Linked DNA regions of Homo sapiens: region 1 is linked to region 2. Evidence: chromatin loops called from intact Hi-C (ENCODE). Cell type or tissue: PC-9. All regions are shown on one strand. Links, peaks and the distances in the headings refer to the core of each region. The heading gives the core; the rest is flanking DNA. Region 1 overlaps LINC02005 (long intergenic non-protein coding RNA 2005). Region 2 has its middle 42 kb from the start of MIR4444-2.

Region 1 (11,416 bases), core at 1,483-9,482, 1.3 Mb after region 2:
GTGAAGGACACTACAATGTAGGTCATCCTTGGCTTCTATCCACTGGATGCCACAGCACCTCCCACTCAGTTGTGACAATAAGAAATGTCTCCGGACACTGCCAGATGACCTCTGGGGGGCAAAACGGCCTCTGGTTGAGAACCACTGCTCTAAACTACTTTCACTCAAAAACGTAGACTATGCTCTAGTTAACAGACTATGAACATAAGGAGCTTGTGCCAGCATGCAAATCAACTATGTCACTAAGCATACTGTTTACTTCAAATGACATTTTTTTTTTCAATAGCAAGACTTTTTTAGTAAGGAAGCAATGTGTGGATTTTCATTTTGGAGCGAGCTGTTTATCTCATCAAAGACCAGCACTATGGATAGTGCTGCTATAAATTATTGTGGTATATTGCCTCCCTGAAATGGTAATATTCAATAAGGATTTGATAAATTACTTTTCAAGTTATTTTCCCCCTTAAGCCTGTATTAGATAGTCTTTATTCTGGCAATACACTTCTCATCAATAATCAAAAATTATTATAAAGCTGAGTTTAATAAATGGCTCTTAGGTTTGGTTTGAGTGTTTGATTGTATTGCTCTCTCCCTGACCTTCAGGTTACTAGGTGACATTCCTGATTGGAAAAGCTCAGTGCCCAGCTAGACAGCTTGCCCCACACTAGGCTATTATAAGGTTTGACAACTTGGTCCAGAATAGTCATTGCAATCTACAAGTAACTGGAGGCTGTGTGGTTCCCATCCTCTCCCACTCCCCTTAGGGACACTGCAGTTGGGGAAGATGGGAACTACAGAGTCTCCAGTTACCTGTAGATTGCAATAATTATACTAGCTGTTTTCCCAATAAAAATTCTATTGTCTTATCCTCCTTTACCATCTCAGCAACTAATATTCATAAATAGCAACACCTTCTGAGAGTTAAAGTACTAACAGCAGCAGCAGCAACACTATTTAAGAATAATTGAATGCTTCATTATGTACTAAGCATTAAGAGCTGCATATACATTAGCTCAGATAGTTTTCACAATAACCATATGAAGTAGGCACTATTATAATATCCATTTTACAGATAAGGAAACTGAGATCAGAAAAATCCAGTGCCATGACAGAGGTATTTTGGCTGGAATCAGCCCAGATAGAACTCTGAAATTTGTTCATTTTTTTCTTGAACTTTTTATTACATAGAATTTCAAACATAGAAGAAATAATAGACAGAAGAATATAATAAACTTCATAAATAAGTCACCAGTTACAAAAATTAGCAACTCATGGACAATCTTGCTTTAATCCAAAACCAAATCTGCTTTCTTTCCCTTATTACTGGAAAGCAAATCCCACACAGCATCATCCATAAATATTTCAGTACGTTTATCTAAAAGATAAGGACTATTTTTAATAAACATAAATTTCAAGCCATTATCAGACATAAAATATCATTGATTATATCAATATTATTAAATATCATCAATTGTATCATAAATGTTATGAATGTTTCTTTTTCTATTTTATGGTTCTTTAGTTTGCATCAGAATCTAAGTAAAATCAATTCATTGCAACCAGTTGATCTATGACTTCAGTCTCTTTTAATCTCTCCTTTCATTTGCAATTTATTTGTCATAAAAGTTGGGTTGTTGGACGGGTACGGTGGCTCACGCCTGTAATCCCAGCACTTTGGGAGGCTGAGGCAGGCAGATGACTTGATGTCAGGAGTTCAAGACCAGCCTGGCCAACATGGTAAAACCCTATCTCTACTAAAAATACAAAAATTAGCCAGGTGTGGTAGTGTGTGCCTGTAGTCCCAGCTACTTGGAAGCTGCTGCAGGATAATCGCTCGAACCCAAGAGACAGAGGCTGCAGTGAGCCAAGATCACACCACTGCACTCCAGGCTGAACCACAGAGCAAGACTCTGTCTCAAAAAAAAAAAAAAAAAGTTGGAATGTTAATCCTATAGAGCAAGCATCTGTGTCATCTATTGTTTATTTTTTCAAACTTTTAAAAATTTAAATACATACATACATACATACATAAAATAGAGCAATAAAATTTAAAACCATCTTTTAACCATTTTTAGCTTGAGGGTGTACAAAAACAGTCAAGGGACAGTTTAACCACTATAGTGGAATGTTCCACAGTCTGAATTTTGAGGATTGCAACCTCTTGTTGTCATTAATATGTGTATTAGTCCATTTTCACACTGCTATAAAGATACTACCTGAAACTGGGTAACTTATAAACAAAAGAGGTTGAATTGACTCATAGCTTCACATGGCTGGAGAGGCCTCAGGAAAGTTCTAATCATGGCAGAAGGTGAAGGGGAAGCAAGGCACATCTTACATGGCAGCAGGAGAGAGAGTGCAGGGCAAACTGCCACTTTTAAACCATCAGATCTTGTAAGAACTCCCTCACTGTCATAAAAACAGCATGGGAAAAACTGCCGCCATGATCTAATCACCTCCCACCAGATCCTTCCCTCAACACTTGGGGATTACAATTCAAGATGAGATTTGGGTGGGGACACAGAGCCAATATCAACCATATCAACGTGTTTCTCTATTCTTTGTATTTTCTATAAATTGTGGCTGGATCTAAAGCTTGATGAGATTCAGGATCAATCCTTTTGACAAGCTACATCATAGGTAGTGTATTCTTCCACCAAAAAGGACATAATGTCTGGCTTTTATTCTTCCCAAATTTCGTTTTTAACATTAATGTTCTGTGTAAGTACTTGACTTCAAAGAACTTCAAAGTATCTTATGGGCACATAAAATACATACATATATATATATATAACAATATCAAATAAGTGGTTTCCTTATTCTTACAGTGTTTTTTGAGTGACTTCTCTGCTAGGCATTGAATTAGGTATGTGGTATATCGAGATGAAAAAGCCAGAGGCTCTACCGTCAAGGAGTTGTCTTGTGGTAAGTGTTTCACTGATGCCATGTAGCACAGCCAGTCAAATAACGAACCTGGCTTGTAGTGAACCAGGGAAGCTGCACCCGGCAAGAAGGAAATAGAATGATAAACATTCATAGGAAATAGAGATCAGGTTCTCTTGCTCTGGGACAAGGATGCTTTGTAGAATTATGATGTCAGTTGGACTCAAGACAATGGGAAAGACTTAGAGAGATGAGGTCAATCATCTCTGTAGATTCCAATGAGGAGGAATCCTATGAGCTGCAGTACCAGTGCAGAGGGGCATAAGATGTGTGCATGGCCAGGAAGATGAGCAGCTGGGTGAAGCAGAGGGGCTGTTTAAGGGTTATCATGGGCAGACCTATCATTTTAGGCAATCCCATTTATAAAATCTCCAGAGTCAGACAATCCTTTGGTAACCATCTAGTTGAGTAACAACAACAACAACAAAAACAATGATATCAAGCACATTTTTATTATTTTATTGAGTCTTCATAGGAATATCATTGGGTAAGCGTTATTAGTCTCCATTGTACAGCTGAGAGAAAGGAGTTCCAAAACTCTTCATTCTCCCTCTACTCAAGTTTACCCAAGTTGTAAATGCCAAGGCAAGGATCTGAACTCAGGTCTGTGCTACGATTCATTTATATGGGCACAGATTTCCCCTGAAAGAATACCATGTTGACCCAATCTCTCATGAAGGATCTCTCATGTTGGGGGTTGTTCAGGATTCCACATCCCAGGAGGGGCTACCACATTTCTTCTTCAGATACTTATTTCTGCCCCTAATCATTTAGACGACTTTAAAAAAATGTTTTTTCAAGAGAAGAACAATATGGTAAAATAGCAAGCTTGAGAAAAGAGGAGTAAAGCAAATGAATTGTCATTCTGGTCAATACAGTTGCTCTGATATAAAATCTGTCTCTAGGCACCAAGAAAAAAAGGAAATAGAAATAAGAAGTAGAGAAGAAACTCATATTTATTGAGACTGTCTGCACCTGGCACTGTCCTGGCACTAATTAACATAATTCATATAATGTCAAAACATCCCTGTGAGGTAGCTGAGAGATGATAGTTTTTTTTAACTTTTAAGTCCAGGATACATGTACAGGCTTGTTATATAGGTAAGCTTGTGTCACAGCAGTTTGTTGTACAGGTTATTTTATCACCCACCCAGGCATTAAGCCTAGTACCCATTAGTTATTTTTCCTGATGCTTTCCCTCCTCCCACCTTCCACCCTCTGATAGGACCCAGTGTGTGCTGTTCCCCTCTATACGTCCATGTGTTTTCAGAGAGATAATAGATTTTTTAAAGACAAAGTTCCTACATGTAGACCAAAAGAAATTTCTCACGTAGGAGGATATTGAGTTATATAAGAGCCAATGCTACAGTATCAGCAAAAACTTTGAAAATAGCACACACAGGGACACCGCTACCAGTTAATACCCAAATCGCCATCCTCAGCCACCTTTGCCTGTTAATACCCACATATTGGCAAACTCATGTGAATGAAATGATCCCACTGTGCAATTTTAGTCTGTCCAAGATTTATATGGGTTCAGACTGAGGTGAGTAGCAAAAACTAGAAAGAGCCAAGAAAACTGGTAAGCAGAAATAATAAGCAGAACAACAATAATTATAATACATGAAGACAAGCAGGTAGTCATCTGAAAAATAGAGTGGAGAGTGTAGAGTAAAATAAGGAAAAAATGCAAACCTGTATAACTTGAACTTCAAAGGCAGATTGGTAAGGCCAACTTCTCCACAGCAGACAGCTTCAAGAGAATGGATTTCTCTGGTTCAAAGTTGGATTCTGAAAGAAAGTTTTCCCCACAGATATTTTTCCTCAGTCCAGTCAGTTTAGCCTCAGTAGCATCTGGTGGTAGGAGAACCATGGGGTATCCTATAGAGACAGAGAGGATGATTTGATTATTCCCATAATAATATTCATACACAAGAATGATATGGCTAGATGTTAAATTGAGGGGGGAGGCCGGGCGCAGCGGCTCACACCTGTAATCCCAGCACTTTGGGAGGCCGAGGCCGGCGGATCACGAGGTCAAGGGATAGAGACCACCACCCTGGCTAACACGGTGAAACCCGGTCTCTGCTAAAAATACAAAAAATTAGCCAGGCATGGTGACACACGCCTGTTGTCCCAGCAACTTTGGAGGCTGAGGCAGGAGAATCGTGTGAACCTGGGAGGTGGAAGTTGCAGCGAGCCAAGATTGCACCACTGCACTCCAGCCTGGGCAACAGAGCCAGATTCCATCTCAAAAAGAAAAAAAAAAAAAGTTGAAGTGGAGGGGAATGTCCATTAAAATATCTAGTTCAAAGTGTCTCAAATTAAAGTATTTCCCAAACAAGCTGAAAATAACATTTGTTAAATGAAATTAAATATTTGTATTGAATTTGACCATTCCTTAAACGCTACTAAACTCAACATTTCCTGTGGTCAGACCATGCAGATCTCCTCTTATGATAAACGGTAATTGCCAAACGATTATAGGTAAATATTCCCCTGTCATTTCTTTTGAGAGGGAACCTACTAGGTTAATGTGAACTGGGCTAAAAATATTGATTCCAGAAATGAGTATGAAATGTTGTGATTTCCAATTATTCTAAGAAATTGGTCTTTGAAATCCTGAATTATGAAAGGATAAAGTGGCTCCACTTTAATCTGTGAAACAGGACTCTATTTAGACTCCATAGTCAAGTTCCTAGGAAAAAACTTTAGACAGGAATAATGGTTGGCATCTAATGTTGTTGACTGGTGCCCTCCAGTGGCAAAACTTCATGGAGTGTTCAATCCAGTAAAATTCAAAGTGTCTTCTGTTTCAATTCTCAGGCCTTTTGAACATATGAGCCCAAACTTTTTAAGAGCCCAATAGTTGGGAATAAAACCACAAAGGCTTTAGACTGTACTTGGTTTTACACTGTATGGTCATAAAATGCTAGAGAAAAAGGTTGTTTGCCTTTAAAGTAAGGCTGGAAAAAGACCGAGAGCCACAGGAGATTATAATGACTTGGCAGGAAGATATTGGGCAGGCATTTTAGAATCTTCAGGCTGTATCCTCACCCTTTCCCTGTTGTATCAAACTCCTTTATGGTATTATTTCCTGTTTAGCTGGAAGGAATGACATATCCCCAAATGCGCAGGTCCTGGGCATTGAGGAGATGCCAGTTATCCTGCCTGTTAATATGAATGTGCCCTGAGGATACTGATGTTTTTCACATGACAAATGTCTAGCTTTGGATGTCCTAGTCATACTGTGGGTCATTTATTTTCTTTCTTATTTTAAAGTCTTTTCTTTGGAAGGCCAAGGCAGGTGGATGACTTGAGGCCAGGAGTTCAAGACCAGCCTGGGTAACATGGTGGCCCAGCTATTTAGGAGGCTGAAGCAGGAGAATGGCCTGTACCCAGGAGGTGGAGGTTGCAATGAGCTGAGATCACGCCACTGCACTCCAGCCTGGGCAACAGAGTGACACGCTGCCTCAAATAATAATAATAATAATAATAATAATAATAAAAGTCTTATCTTGACCTCCTCAGGATGCTGTGTCCCTGGGCCCTCTCTGTTTCCTTTCTGATCTCCTACATTGCTTTCCCCCACCTCCCACCGGGGTCTTCCTTTTAGCATCCATCCATGTCCTCACTTCCCTTTGGGTCTGAAGGGGAAGACAAACCTGTCAGCCATCAAGAGAGGACCAGACTCCCTCTAAATTCTTGAGGATCTTGATATATTAAAATATAAAGAAATGCCAAGTTATATTTAGTGGTATATTTTGTTTCTGAAATTGGAGTCTGTTTTCCTGTTAATAATTTTGACACAAATGCAATATAATTGTCTTATTTGTAAGATGATTACAGAGACTATTTTTAAAAATCTAGCTCTAAGTGTACTAAGAGAAGGGTGCTCCAGAACTAGGTCACAGGTATGAAAGTATATGATGACGTCATTCTTCTTCAATCCTGTCAATACATCTCTCTGACAATAAGTATGAATTTGTAGAGAAAATATGATAGCATTAAAATGCAGTTGCGGCTAGGCACGGTGGCTCACACCTGCAGTCCCAGCCCTTTGTGAGGTGCAGTGGGCAGATCACTTGATCTCAGGAGTTTGAGACCAGCTTGGGCAACATGGCAAAACCCCATCTCTACCAAAAATACAAAAAATTAGCTGGCATGGTGGCACATATCTGTGGTCCCAGCTACTCAGGAGGCTAAGGTGGGAGGATCACTTGAGCTGGGAAGGCAGAGGTTGCAGTGAGCCGAGATCACACCATTGCACTCCAGCCTGGGCAACAGAGTAAGACTCCATCGCAAAGAAAAAAAAATGTAATCGCCTACTGGGTTCATCTTCCTGCCCACTGCATGGACAAATTGATTAACTGAGACTGCAAGCATTGCAGTAAAGAGTTTAATTGACACGAGGCTGGCCACATGGACATAGTTACCACTCAAATCAGTCTCCCGGAAGGCTTGGAGATTAGGGTTTTTGCAAGCATAATGTGGTAGGCAGGGGGCTAGGGAATGGGGAATGTTGATTGGTTGGGATGAAATCACAGGGATGTGGAAAATGTTCCCTGTGCACTGAGTCAGCCTGTGTGGGGATCACAGGACCAGTTGGGTCATGAGTTGCCAGTCTTGGTGAAGTCAGCTGCTTGTCAGAAATGCAAAAGTCTGAAAAGAAATCTCAAAAGGCAAATCATGGGTTCTACAATAGTGATGTAACCTACAGGAGAAATTAGGGAAGTCACAAATCTCATGACTTCCAAACGGTAGCTCATTATCACTTAACTATACCAACATCTTAACAGAACTCAGGTCCCTCTCATAATTCTAACCTTGTGAATTTTCATTGGTTTTACAAAGGCAGTTTAGTTTGGGGAAGAGCTATTATCATTCTTGCTTTAAGGATAAACTATAAATTAAATTCATCCCAAAGTTAGCTTGGCATATACCCAGGAATGACTAAAGGACAGCTTAAAGTTCAGAAGCAAGATGCAGTCAACTATGTCAGATTTCTCTTACTGTCATAATTTTGCAAAGGCGCTTTCAAAAAGTCTAAAATTATATATCAATAGTCTAAGCCCTTCCTGAATGTGAACTGTGGCCCAAAGGGTGGCTCAACTTGCTCTGGGAGAGTGAGTAAGAAGTAGGTATATCTATGTGACTAAACAAGGAAGCCAGTTTGGGCACAGAAATGTGTTGGTATTGAGGAAAGTATTTCAATTAGGACAGATAGTTAGAAGTCTCTTAGTAATATCCAACCACAGAACCCACAGTTAATTCAGATTCAAAGTGCACAAATTTTAACTGCACAAAAAGAATGTGAGTCTCCTCATCCCTGCATCACAGATTTGGGGAGAGCATGTATCATTACAGTGAAAATAATCACCTGGGACTGGAGCCGATGGTTAAGGACCTTTGTTTTCAGATGCTCACATCCACTAGAGATAGTTTATATTCTAATGATTTTATCAACTCTTCCTAATATTTTATACCATCTAGAGGAAATAGGAAAAGCTAATTATAGCTTACCTTCATTATCCTTGTCATCATAGTTAAACTACTCCAGTCTGTGTTTGCAGATTGACATAGGCAAGCAGACTTTTGAGTGTGAATCAGAACAACTATTTTAGGAAATAACGTTACTATTCTCTGTACCAGTTATCTCCCTTCCTTCTCAGAGCCCTCTGAGAAAGGATGGGGGTCATTCTCACTCAGCCTAGGTCACACAGCTGCCTAGAAGATGTGAGTTTCTTGACTCCCAATCTCATTATCTTTCCATTTTGCCAACTTAAGAGTTAAATAATAACGACTCTCCTGTTGCTAAAATGTTACACATAATCCCTCTCCATTACTGCAATATTTTAACTAGAATCTACCCCTTCATGGATTTTCTTGCTAAGTAATGCTTGAAGAGAAATGTTCAAAGTCAGTACTCCAACACTAAGGAATCAAGACAGAAAAGCAATGGTACAGTTCAGAAAGATCAAAGTTTGGGGAGGTCATTATGGGAATTTATTTCATTTTGAAAGAATACAGGCAAATGCTTGTATTTAGGGTGTGAACTAATTGGCGATATGCATATAGTGGCATAATTTAACATCTCTTTCTATTCAGTCAGTGATTCTTAGCCTGTTTTGGATCACAGACACCTTTGAGGAGTTATAGAAAGCCATAGACCCTTTCCTCCCCACTTCACCCCTGACCCAAATCACATAGGCACTAAAGGTTGTATTCAGTTCCAGGGGATTCACTGACCTAGTTTTAGAATCCTTATTCTAGATACATGGCTCCCGACTGTACAATGTTTCCCTTGGGGGACATTTAGAATGTCTGAAATATTTTTGGTCTTCACAACTGGGAAGGCACTACTCACATCAAATAGACAGTTGTCAAAGACATCTGCTAAATAGCCTATCATGAGTTGTGCTGCCCCCTTAACCAAATACGTTTTTGTTCAAAGTCTCTGAAGTGCCAAGGTTGAAAACACCTGCTACGAATCTGCACTGTCCAATACAGTAGCCAGGAGCTACACAGAGCTCTTGAAATTGTGGCTAGACTGAATTGAGATGTACTAGAAGTACAAAATACACACCAGATTTCAAAAACTTCATACATAGCTGTAAGATATTGCGTTAATGATGTTTTGTATTGACTACATGTTGAAATAATATTTCAAATTTACTTGGCTAAAGAAAATGTATTAACATAAAGTTCATCTGTTTCTTTATACTTTTTGTAATGTGGCTACCAGAAAATTTAAAATTACATATTTGTCCATAGCTGTGGATACATTTCATTGGATAGACATGCTCTCGATGCTTTATAAAATTGAACTATTGAAAACTAATTAAGATTCTGATTCTAAAGCAAGGGTGAGCAAACTAAAGCTAAAACTCATCCACTAGGTGTTTTTGTAAGTAAAGTTTTATTGGAACACAGTCACACACATTTGTTTGCCTATTGTTAATGGCTGCTCTCACAAAAGCAGAGCTGAGTAGTTGTGACAAATACTGTATGGCCAGAAAACTCTAAAATATTTATGATCTGGCTTTTTACAGAAAACATTTGCCAATCCCAGATCCAAGGTCATGTCCACTACAGGGGCGGGATAAAAACTTTGCCATCCTGACAGTAGTAATATTTCCATATTTAAAGTAAGTAAATTTGGGACATTTGAAGAAGAGCTGGCTGAAAGGATGGAAGGCAGGTGTAACAGAACACACTAATTGGCTATGCTGTCCTCATATGACTGTATTTTATGTTGCTATTCAACTGGAATATGGCTCTCTATGACGGAGAATAGGAAAGATAATATCTCCTGTTAAAAATGGGTCATTGAGGCCGGGCACGGTGGCTCACGCCTGTAATCCCAGCACTCTGGAAGGCCAAGGTGGGCAGATCATCTGAGGTCAGAAGTTCGAGACCAGCCTGGCCAACATGGTGAAAACCCACCTTTACTAAAAATACACAAATTAGCTGGGCATGGTAGTCCCAGCTACTCGGGAGGCTGAGGCAGTAGAATCGCTTGAACTCGGGAGACAGAGGTTGCAGTGAGCCAAGATCATGCCACTGCACTGTAGCCTGGGTGACAAAGCGAGATTCCGTCTCAAAAAAAAAAAAAACAAAAAAAAAAAGGAAAGAAAGAAAGAAATGAGTCCTTGATTCAGCCAACAAGTATTTATTGAGGATCTAATATATGCTAGGCACTGTTCTTAGAGTTGGAAATACAACAGTGAACAGAAATAAAGTCCCAGCACTCCTGGGGCTTATAGGCTACTGTGACAGAACACCTCTCTGAGATAAGTGAAATATCAAGAATGTCAAGTATATCAAGAAGAATACTCGAGTATGTCAAGTGGCGATAAGTGCAAAGAAATACAGAACAAGTTAATAGAATAAAGAGCCTTGGGGTAGAGGTGATACAATTTGATTCGGAATGCTATTGTCATGGAAGGCTTCTCTGAGTAAGCACATTGGAGGGTGTGGAAAACACAATTGTAAGCCTTCCCTAAGGACAATCTGATACTATGTGTCTAAATCTTAAGGGTGACCCAGTAATTCTACCTAGTTATTTAACACAAGCAATTATGGAAACTAGTGTTCCAGAATGTTCCCTGGAGCATTTTCACCATAATAAAAAAAAAAAAAGGAAACTACTTAAGTATTCAACTAAGTTTATTAATATAAACAATGTACATGGCATAGTAAGCTTTTTAAGAAAAAAGTATTATATTAATACTTATATAATTCCAGTTTCATAAAAATATAAAAGCATTGTGTTTGCAGAGAAAAAATTCTTAAAGTCTTAACCCAAATGTTAGGATCTGTAAAAGGTCAAATTTTAGGTGTCTCTTACATGCATCTGTATATCTCTCTGTAGCATCATCTTTTAAAAATAACTCATAAACAAATAGTTATAAAAAAAAGAAAGGAGACAAGGCCTGGTGGCTCACGCCTGTAATCCCAACATTTTGGGAGG
Region 2 (11,416 bases), core at 1,509-9,508:
ATGAGGGTTATCCTGAGGGATTCCTGGATTCAGAGAGGTTTATTTCTTCATTTATTTGCTCATCAGTAAGAACTAATGGAGTGCTTCTGTGTAACAGGCACTATTCTGGACTCTGTGATAATTACAAACTAACATCCTCATTTATGATGTTTATATCCCCTTGGGGACAAATCATATGGTAAACAAGCTAAATAACTAAAACATATAGCATATTAGATAGTGGAAAGGTTTTGGCTAAAAAATGAAACAAGGAAGAGGATGGAAAGAGTTTGAAAGGAATTGAAATGTTATGCATACGAGTTAGGTCACCCCCTGTAAAAGAGATTTTAAGTAACACCCTGAAAGTAGTAGCCATGTAGACAACTGAAGGAAGAATAACTCAAGCAAATAATTCAAAGCAGGAAGTGCAGAGGCCCTGAGGAAGGAATGTGCCCGAGGTGTTCAAGGAATAGCAACAAATATAGTGTGGCTAGAATAAGTAGATTCGGGCCAGGTGCTGTGGCTCACGCCCGTAATCTCAACACTTTGAGAAGCCAAGGCAGGAGGGTCACTTAAGTCCAGGAGTTCAAGAACAGCCTGGGCAAATAGGGACCCCCCCCACTTCTACAGAAAAGGAAAGAAAAAGAAACACAAGAATAAGTAGACTCAGCAGGAGGCAGCATAGAGGAGGGCGAGATCAGGGAAATAACAAAGGAATGTGAGTCAGGCGTGCACATCCCATATGGCTTTTTACTGATACATCACAGTAAGAACCTTCTCTTTCACTCTGAGTGAAATGCAAAGTCGTTAGCAAATTTTGAGAAGTAAGACTGGTCAGGAGGCACAGAAACAATTTGGGCAAGTGATTAGGGTAGAGAGAGTTGTCTGGGTTAGGGGAGCAGGATGGCCATGGAGGGGATGACAAGAGTTTGAATTATGGATTTATTTCAAAGATATAGGAAAATAGGAACAGTTGAAGGTAACTTTAAGTTTAAGAAGATTGTTCTGGTTACACTGCCAATAAACAAGAGAACTAAGATTTAAATCCAGATCTGCCTGACTCCAAAGCTCAAGCTCTTAATTTTGACTGACGAGTCCTTGGTTTCTTCTCAGCTGCAGATGTCTGGGTGTCCCTAAAAAATAAACTCCAATATATGTTTTGATGGCAGTTATGAAGGTTCTAAAAATAATACAGCATAAATTCTAAAATTAAAAGATGTTGTACTCTGACTTGGAAGTACCTTTTCAAGTATAAAAGCAAGTTTCTGGTAAAAGCATAGAATCAGTGGTCATAGGATCTTCATTTATTCCCAGCGATAGCTGCGTGACTTTTTAGTCACCCCACCTAACTTTTTCCTATTTATATATCCTCATTTCTGCATTGTGAATACATATTATTTTTTTCTTAATTGTAAGACTTTTTTTCCCAAAAATATATACATTTTTGATATCAGGACATGAGAGAAAAACTGAACACTTTGAATTGCCTACTCTCCAAAAGAGAGAAATGACAGGACCACTAACCTCTGGATGATAGCAGCGTGGCAAGATAAAGGTCCCTTTTACCAAGAGAGCCCGAATTTTCAAGAAAAGATAGTAGGTCAGGTAATAGATGTTAAGTAGCTCGATTTGCTCTTTCTGCAGTGCATACATGGATCAAAGCATTATATTGTACCCTCATAAACATATACAATTATTATTTGTCAGTACAAATAAAATTAAAAAGAAAATGATAGTATGGGAACATGATTGTGTGTGGGAGAGGAGGTTGTGAAATTTCTGATTTTTCCATGGGGCAATTAATTCAATTCCATTTTTGGTTTTAATGATGTACAAGCCAGCGCTATATGGTTGCTGCCCCTTCTAATCTCGATATAAGAATACCAAGCTCTCAAGAAATGACCTTGAGGTAACTTAGCTCTTCCATCCCAACTAGATAGATTTATAATTTGATGATGTTCCAAATTAGATATAATATGGTGGTTCAAATTGGTATCATAAAGTGGATGTTTTATATACATATGTAAGGTTTGGAGTAGACTATATAGACACAAAGAACATGGGCTTAGTGTGAATGATAAACTGGTTACTAGATGCACCGAACACTGCTAACTTTAAGATATTTCAGTGACTCCTCAGTGTGAAGATGCAAGCATTTTAGACAAATAGTGATATCACTATCATTAACTGAAACAGTGGTTTCAGAAACACATTAATTTAATGTCAAATTTTTATAGTTCTAATTATGGAAACTTTTACTCAGAGAAAAGAAATTAAAAGATGTTTGTGGTAATAAACATTCTGTGATTGTGAAAGTACATAACTCTGCAATTGATGTTTGAACTATTATAAGCAAGCCTTTAAGACAATGAATAGCATTGTCAGCAGCACGACTTTGTCATCTATAGGTCGGTTGATTTTCCTTTAATTCTGTAGCATTTTACATTTATATAGAAATGTGTCTTTCAAAAAATGTGTATATTATTTTACAGTATCAACTGATATCTGATTTCTCACATTGCATAGCCACATTAATTTGAGAGACTAATTCAGCTGACAACTGAATTAGTAATTAATTAGTAAAAAACCTAATAATATTTGGCAGCAAGCAATGGAAGTAGCCTGGGTTGGTGCATTTATTCAAATTTTTAAATAAATAGGGGCCTGATAACTGTCACTGATGTGACAGTAGCAGCCTGGAGAAAAGGAAAATGGGCATTCACGGAATAATTAGAAAAAACAAAAAGAAGACACAGTATTCATATAGAGTAGGTCACTTACAGGTTTTGTTTTTTAAAGAACATCTTTTCCCCAGCCACAGTATAATTATAAGCTAAGAATAATTTCCAATATTGCACAATGAATGCATCCAGATCCTGTAATATTGATCAAAAGAGTGGATTAAAATGGAATATGATAGCAATTTCATGGAAGTCTCCCTTCCTAAATACTGACAGTTCTTTTTTTTTAAAAAAATCTGAAAGGTCCACTTATTTATTCCACAAACAATTTTTTAGAATTCACCATGTGACAGATAATATATTTAGTTCTGAATTTTTTAAATGTATTCTCATTTTTCTTCCACGCTGTCATCTTTTTAAAATGTTTAGACATTAAATTGACAAATACCAATTTTATATATTCAACATGTACCATGTAATGATTTGATATATGATACATTGTGTAATGATTACCACAATCAAATCAATTAAAACCTCCATTACCATCCATGCTGTATGTTAGGTCTCCAGAAATTACGCATCTTATAAATGAAAGTTTGTGCCCTTTGGCCAACATCTGACAGTTCTTAATTTAATTATTTATATGTTATAGCTAAAAATTCCTTTAAAGCATTAAAGCAACCTGGATAGAATTGGAGACTTTTTTTTTTTTTTTCTTCAAGGCGGAGTGTTGCTCTGTCGCCCAGGCTGGAGTGCAGTGGCATGATCTAGGCTCACTGCTACCTCCACCTCCAGGATTCAAGCAATTCTCCTGCCTCAGCCACCTGTGTAGTTGGGATTACAGGCGCCCACCACCAAGCTTGGCTAATTTTTTTTTTTTTTTTTTTTTGTATTTTTAGTAGAGACGGGGTTTCACCATGTTGGTCAGGCTGGTCTCAAACTCCTGACCTCGTGATCCACCTGCCTCGGCCTCCCAAAGTGCTGGGATTACAGGTGTGAGCCACCACGCCGGTCCTGGAGACCATTATCCTAAGTGAAGTAATTTGGGAATGGAAAAACAAACAGCGTATGTTCTCACTCATAAGCGGGAGCTAAGCTATGGGGATGCAAAGGCATAAGAATGATACAATGAGCTTTGGGTACTTGGAAGAAAGGATGGGAGTGGGGTGAGAGATAAAAGACTACACATTGGCTACGGTGTACACTGCTTAGGTGATGGGTGCACCAAACTCTCAGAAATCACCACCAAAGAACTTATTCATGTAACCAAACACCACCTGTTCCCCCCAAAAACTATTGAAATAATTTTTAAAAGCCACCCCCCACCCCACCCATCAATGAGACAGTAGCTGAGTTAGGACACAGCACTGTGATTCCTTTTAGTCAGAATTTCTTCCACCACCTGTTGCTTCGATTTCTTTCTCCTCATACCAGTCTTTGAGGTAGGGGCAATAGATTCTATGCCTATCATCCAGGGTATGCCCATTAAGATCTCAGCTCTGCAGCTTCCAGCTCTGCAGGCCGTGAGGCTGATTCCCAGTCAGTGCACTATACTCCCCTCCTTCCTCCTTCAGCTTGCCTCCAGGGATTTGCTTTTCCCCTGCCCGTTTTCAAAGCAGCTACCATCTGGGCCATTTCTCCCTCGTACCTCTTACCTGGGACCACCTCCATTGGAAATCGCCTGCCCAGTGCCTTCTTCCTGGGCACTTTGAAACTTTCACAAGTCCATTTTATATCAAGGGTTTTATCACTTACAGAGGAAGGAGGAGTTTGAAATGAATTATGGGGGTAGGGGGCAAGAATAACTAAGTGGAAGCTAATCCAGTTCTTGAATCTCACTTAATATTTTCTGATAAAGCCTCAGCAGCCCTTCTCTGAATATGTGCCAATGCAAAAACAAAATCAGCCGGCATAAAAACAAAAACCATCATATTGATAGAATTAACATATTAAAAGAAATACAAATTCGTAAGATAATACATGAGCTTCTCTTTTAGTACCAAGATTAAATGACAGGCATAATAATTACCATAATTACACAGTGCCTAAACAATACTGGCTCTACTTGCCACAATTGTAACTTGGTATGAAAATACCTTTGATTTCTTTTGTGGAATACACTAGAGATAATATAGCCTACATTCTTAATGGGAAAAAAACTGCTAACCTTCTATGAAAACAGATTTTTAAAATTTAAGTTCACTGACATAAGTAAAGAACTCTATTGGAACCATTGGCTCTGGAAGGTAGATCCTATTTATAGACAAAACTGCCTGAAATGGGAACATTCAAAGGAGGGAGAGAATACCATCAAAATCATCAATAATAGTAATAAACACCCAAGGGTCTGCAGCTGGGCTAGATGTTTTCTCCAGACCCTTAGCCATACACTGTGGAATCCACATTGCCTTTTCAAGAAGTCGTGGAGGAGAAGGAGCAAGTGCACTTAAATAAGTACAGAAATTGTGCAGTACAGAGGTGTGGGAGCAATATGTTAATAAGGAGGTGTAAGAAGAGAAGACAATGCCTTCTCTGCTTTCAAAGAATTTGCAGTTGAGAGGGAAATATGATTAACCATCCAGTTAATTACTAAGCAATGAAGAACTAAGCCACATTGTATTATGACATGAAATAAGTTGAAACGTGCATCTTAATAAACAGGTAGAAATAAAAATTCATTGTATTTTGTAATATTCTTACAGACAATAAAAATTCAGCAGGCTTTATTTTCTGTTATTAAGCATGGCTTGAGAAGCTCAAAACTCTCTGGGGAATGATATCCTTGCCAAGGGCACTCCCAGGCTTTTGTGATTTGTTGTCTCTTCTCCAGCACATTTTCAGCTTTCTAAAGGTAGGGCAGGGACTTGTTTCTTTGACCTGGCTTTTCATAATTGCTCTGGCTACCAATTTTATTTGTCCAATAGTGTCTTGGGAAATACAGTGTGAGAGTATGACAGAAGGGAGCTTTGAATAACTGGTATCCCATTTTGGAAAAATTTCCATGATGCAATTCAGTTAAACTTTGACTGAGGATAATAATAGATAAATGTCTTATGTATGATTTATATTCTAATGAATTTTTAAGCAGGATTTTAGTGAGAGCAGAAATAAGGTAGATAAAAATATCCACTTGTAAAATTTTTTACTAACATTTACATTTTGGTTCTGTGGCACTTTAACAGGGAAAATACAGTTAGCTTTGAGTATATATATTCAGACTTAAACCTTCATTATTTTTCTGAAGAGCACCTGTTTTGGCTATTTCATATATATCCTGATAAGGTGTACTTTATTTTAAAAAGAATGTATCATTGCAGAAATATAGAATGTGATTTTTAATCAACTTTTATCTGTTTTTGTCTGATTCATCATCGATATGAATGGAAATGCCCACTAGAGGTCTCTCCAACCTGAATTATTTCTAATTCCTGAAATGAGATTGTACTTCTTAAATGTTCCTTGCTTGCTTGTGAGAACTAGTAAAACTTCATTGCATTTGACATGATAACTGCCCAGGGCCTTAACATAGGAGAGTGGCACACACATTCAAACTGCTACTCCTGCGAGTCTATTTTATTTACATACAAGAATGTTAGTTTTACCCCCTATTCTACAGAGTTCATTTGACACGTTTTATGCTTTAGAGTGAGGATGGAAAGCATGTAAGCCCTTTAAAGAGAGTGACCACGTACTGTCAGTTTTTTTTTCAGCTTGCAGAAAACTGTGGTAGGCTATCAACTGGAAATAATTATTACGATTGTCAATTTTCAGCCCTGCTCTTATCAAATCACAGAAAATATATAAAAATTTCAATTCAAAGGAAGAACTTTCATGTGCAAACTCTAGAGACAACTTTTTGATCTTCTGATACATTTACTTTATTAATTATGTCAAATAAATTTCAGGAAGCTTGGCTTATGTGCAGTGTGCATTAGAGAGAGTCATCGCACTGTGTAATTTTAACATAATGAGTTTGTGTGTATGTGCACCTGTTTACATACATAAAGCAATTCTGACATTGCTTCAGCAAATACATAAATTAGCCTTTACTATATGAGTCTTAAAACATAAAATTAAAAGGCCAGAAAAGTTTAGTAAACCTATATTCTTTCTGTAGCTTTTAATCCCACACCCTGGTTCAAGACAAGTTAGAGTTGGTGACCAATGGGCAGGGTGTTCTACTGAGAAAAGTCAGGATTTAAGATCAGCTGTGGCCACTGCCCCCATATTCGATGGAGGTCACCCAATTTGTGAACTAATCCTTGGAAGTTAGATTAATTTTCTGTCATGGCTCAAGGAAACCTGCAAGCCAAATGAAGAAAAAAGGATAATTGACAAAGTGCAGTGACCCATACAAGTAAACTAAAAATGTGGCTAAGAGAAGAGAAAATAAATAAATCTATTGTCCTTGAACTCATAATTATTTTTCTTTTCAAAATCAAAGTCTACAGAATCCAGGCATTAGCAAGTTTGCATGTAAGAATCCATTACAGCACCTGTCCTTACTAAAATAACAAAAAGCAACGAAAAGGGTTTGCTTTATTCCTGAATCAGCTTGGATGAATAGTAAAGACATGTGGGCAAAATAATCTCAAGATACCAACTGTTTGGGCTGGAGGAATCCTAAACCCATGGTATTTTGCTGCTAGATTACTATAGCAATAACACCAACCCAGACAATAGTTGAACTTAAATTCCAAGCCACTGTAAGCAGAAATGTAATGGTTTGGAAACTCTTTCTCTCCATAAAAACAATAGTCAGTGGAAGACTCCTCCAAGATGAGACTGGAGTGGGAATAAACATTGAACCTGTGATCCTTCTAAGCAAAAGGATCTCATTTCCTCACAAAGCAGAGAGCAATAATGTGAGATGGCATGCATTCTTTTCAGGCAGAATTCAAAGTGATTATATACATCAATAATTGTTTAAAAGGAAGAGCTTTGGCTGGGCTCAGTAGCTCATGCCTATAATCTCAGTACTTTAGGAGGGTGAAGCAGGAGGATCACTTGAACCCAGGAGTTCAAGACCAGCCTGGGAAATCTAGGAAGCCCTCAACTCTACTAAAAATTTAAAAATTAGCCCAGCATGGTGGCATGAGCTTATAGTCCCAGATACTTGAGAGGCTGAGGCAGGAGGATTGCTTGAGCTCTGGAGGTCGAAGCTACAGTGAGTCATGATTGTGCCACTGCACTCCAGTCTAGGTGACAGAGTGAGATGCTGTCTTTAAAAAAAACAAGGAGGTTTTATAAAATTAATAAGCAGAAGGCCAGGCACAGTGGCTTATGCCTATAATCCCAGCACTTTGGGAGGCCGAGGCGGGAGGATTGCGAGGTCAAGAGATCGAGACCATCCTGGCCAACATTTTGAAACCCCGTCTCTACTAAAACTACAAAAATTAGCTGGGCTTGGTGGTGCATGCCTGTAGTCCCAGCTATTTGGGAGGCTGAGGCAGGAGAATCGATTGAACCCGGGAGGCAGAGGTTGCAGTGAGCTGAGATTGTGCCACTGCACTGCAGCCTGGTGACAGAGCAAGTCTCTGTCTCAAAATAATAATAATAATAATAATAATAATAATAATAATAATAATAATAATAAGCAGAAATAGCTAGCCACAGTACTGGTTTTCTAGTATTTTTACTGACAATACAAAAATCACTTTACATTGTGGTCCTAGACACATTCACACATATATAACTGACAAAATATTTATCCTTACTCTGCACTATTTACTCAGTTACTTTATAGTCTATTTCTATTAATTATTTTAATGCTTGTTGTTACCCACAAAATCGATTTTCTAACCCACTAATTGGTCATAAGTCACAGTTTGAAAATCCTTAAATGAAAGAATAATGTATGGACGGAATCAATTTTTGTAAACCTAAATTCTCATGGGAAAAGTAATGAAGATCACATATTTTAATATAAAAAACAACTGTCTCTGGGTAATGGATTTTGTGATTTATTTTCTTACCTTTATTAACATATCTTCCTTCAGGAAGTTATATTTCTTGGGGAAATGGTAAATTGAATCACATCCCATGAAAGAAATATTTTAGAATCTTTCAAATTACGAGAATGTCCTAATTCCCGATATCCATTTGGAACCCCCTCCATCAATAGATTTAGCTGGTGAATTTCCTACCAGCAACCATAATGACATCCCTACTCTCTTACTTCCCAACTCAGAGTACCTCAAACAGGAATAAAGAAAGGAAAGAAAGAAGGGCTGGGGGCGGTGGGGCGAAGAAGGAGGGAAGGGAAGGGTGGGAAGGAAGAGTGAATCTCATATACCTACTCCTAGTTCCTTTACCCAAGGTGTTTGTGTGTCGTGGGGGTAGGTTGGTTTGGGGCTTAGGGCTTATTGTTATATTGCCTAGAACCTGGACTGGATTTTTAAAGTCCTGATTGGGCCATTCATTTCATTAGCCCTGTGAATTTGAGAAACTTACATCCTGCTTTTCTGTACCTCACTTTCCCTATTTGTATAATAAATTAGCTTTGCTAAGATTTACTTCCCACTTCTATATCCACTAGCTATATTAGATCAGGAGGAGTTATGTCAATAACTGGTTTCTCACTTGCATATATATCAATTATTGATAATTCAAAATTCATATTTCTTGCTTTATACCAAATTCCAACACAGGAAGAGTACTAAAAACTGACTGCCTTTATTATGAATTAAATTTAGCTCCGTGGCTAAATCAGATCTAATGAGTCCTTTTGTAAAAATATGTGTTAAGATTTCTATTACTATCTTATTTGACCACTTGAACTTATAACTTCATAAAATTAAAAGAAAACCTATTTACCATGTGTGCAGACATGTCACTCTGCTCCCATAGGAACATATTTAAACAGTCTATATATCCTATAAATATTTGCTTACCTAATTTTTAGTGTTAAAGATCAAAGTAAGTTATATTTAATAGAAGGTCATGCAAGGAGCTTTAAAAAGCTCTATTCATACTCTTTGAGATGCTGCAGATATTTCCAGGGCTCACCCAACTGCCATTCAAAGAAGTCACTCCTGCTATTGACAGTAAGTGTTCAAGGAAAACATTCTCTCTGGGAACAAGTTACAAGACTTCCATATTGGCAGGAGGTTTTTTTCTTTTCTTTTTCTTTTTTTTCTTTTTTTTTTTGAGATAGGGTTCAGCTCTGTTTCCCAGGCTGAAGTCCAGTGGCATAATCACAACTCACTGTGACCTCCAACTTTTGGGCTCAAGTGATCGTCCTCCCTTAGTCTCCCCACTATAGCCCCAAATAGCTGGGACTACAGGCATGAGCCACCATACCTGGCTATCTTTTAAAATTTTTGTAGAGACAAAGTCTTGCTATATTGTCCAGGCTGGTCTCGAACTCCTGGCCTCAAGCAATCCTCCTGTCTTGGCCTCCCAAAGCCCTGAGCAACCACACCTGGCCCAATATGTAGGATTAACAGACAATTCTGAATTCATAAGTGGATGGTTGAGAAACTGGCAACATGTGGGCCAAATTTATCTCCAAAGAAGTATTCTTTGGCCCTTGGAGGTTTAATTTTTTTAATTAGTTGCAAAACTAAAAAAAAATGAGAGATTACACAAGTTTGCTTTCAGCTTCCTTTAAAGAGTCATATAACAAGTCTACCCTGGGTCTACATTCCTAGAAACTCCCTCAATGGACCTGAGTAGTGATGGCCACTTTATGATGAGCAGGGGCTTCCCAGGTCAGCATACCCTAACCTGCACCCTTCCATTCATGCAGGTTGGTCTGCCTAGACTTTTTAAGCATTTGAGCTTGAGACCCCTATTGTTAGCAAACATGCTAGGTACAATATCATGAGTTAATCAACAGACAGTTACTTGATGTAATTAATTAGAAAATAAGTAACACCAGTAGCAGAAAGTAACCAAAAACAATTCATAAGGTTTCATGCAACTTCTCAATCTAAGTGCACTTGTTTCTACCTTATTTTCAAGCCTCTTTGGCTTCATCTTGGTATATTTACCTTTATTCACCCCTCCCCACACGCTTTTTGCCTCTGAGAGATATTTTGGTAAAATGCAGATAATAGCACCTGCTCAGCCCACCTTTCTGAAAGTCCAAGTACAAAAGTGCTACATGAGTTCAAGGTATTATTATATCCGTTATCATTCAGGCTCAGACACGGGTAGGTTCTTCTAGACCCTGCGGCTCTGGCTGGATTGAAGTCTCATGTATCAGCAGGAACAGGTAAAGCTGGCTAGATGCCTTTTAAACTCATTTACTGCAGTACTTGGTTCTCCTATACTGGTGTTGAAGTAGCTCTTTTTCTCTGTCAGCTCAGCAGTCAGTCCAACCAAAACTAAGTAAGTAAATAAAAATCCCCCCCTTTTCCTGTGACAACAACTGAAGCTGCAGACCTACATGCACCAATAGAATCCAGGCTACTAATTATAAATAGTGGTGGTGAATAACACAATAGTGGTGATGAATAACACAAATGTACCATACTAATAAGAAGAGTATCCAAATATGTCCAAATTTGCCAGTAGGTCCATTCAAGTGCAACATGGCTCTGCCAGCATGCAGAAAGGGTGCTGCAGTCCACAGAAGGAGATGTGTTTTCAAGCCAGTCCATTTCTCCAGAAAGTAATCCACAGTTGTGTTGTCTTTGAATGTTCTGCATCATTGTGTAAAATGTTAAAATAGTTCAATGTAAAAATACAGAGGCAAAGCAATCTGTCAACCAAAGGACTCGCAAATCTATGCATTTCACCATGGTCATTGT

The links. Hi-C counts contacts between places; a loop is a spot of excess contacts. Peaks named below come from ENCODE experiments on the same cell type or tissue, not always from the same donor. Only the 100,000 strongest peaks of a DNase experiment are listed, where the experiment ranks them.
Region 1: a loop joins it to region 2, with 6 times the contacts of the local background. A loop is called at or near these places in 27 of 110 quality-filtered maps.

What each region holds. Positions count from the first base shown.
Region 1 is chr3:73,863,184-73,874,599 of GRCh38, reverse strand. LINC02005 (long intergenic non-protein coding RNA 2005) reads right to left here. Exons shown (of 4, transcript NR_146637.1): 3 at 4,639-4,824. Among named protein-coding and RNA genes, the nearest start is that of LINC02005, 60 kb to the right of the region's middle. In PC-9, for the core only: CTCF peaks have their summits at 5,497 and 5,696 (motif pointing left); no DNase peak of the experiment used is centred there.
Region 2 is chr3:75,166,459-75,177,874 of GRCh38, reverse strand. No RefSeq gene overlaps it. Among named protein-coding and RNA genes, the nearest start is that of MIR4444-2, 42 kb to the left of the region's middle. In PC-9, for the core only: a CTCF peak has its summit at 6,039 (motif pointing right); no DNase peak of the experiment used is centred there.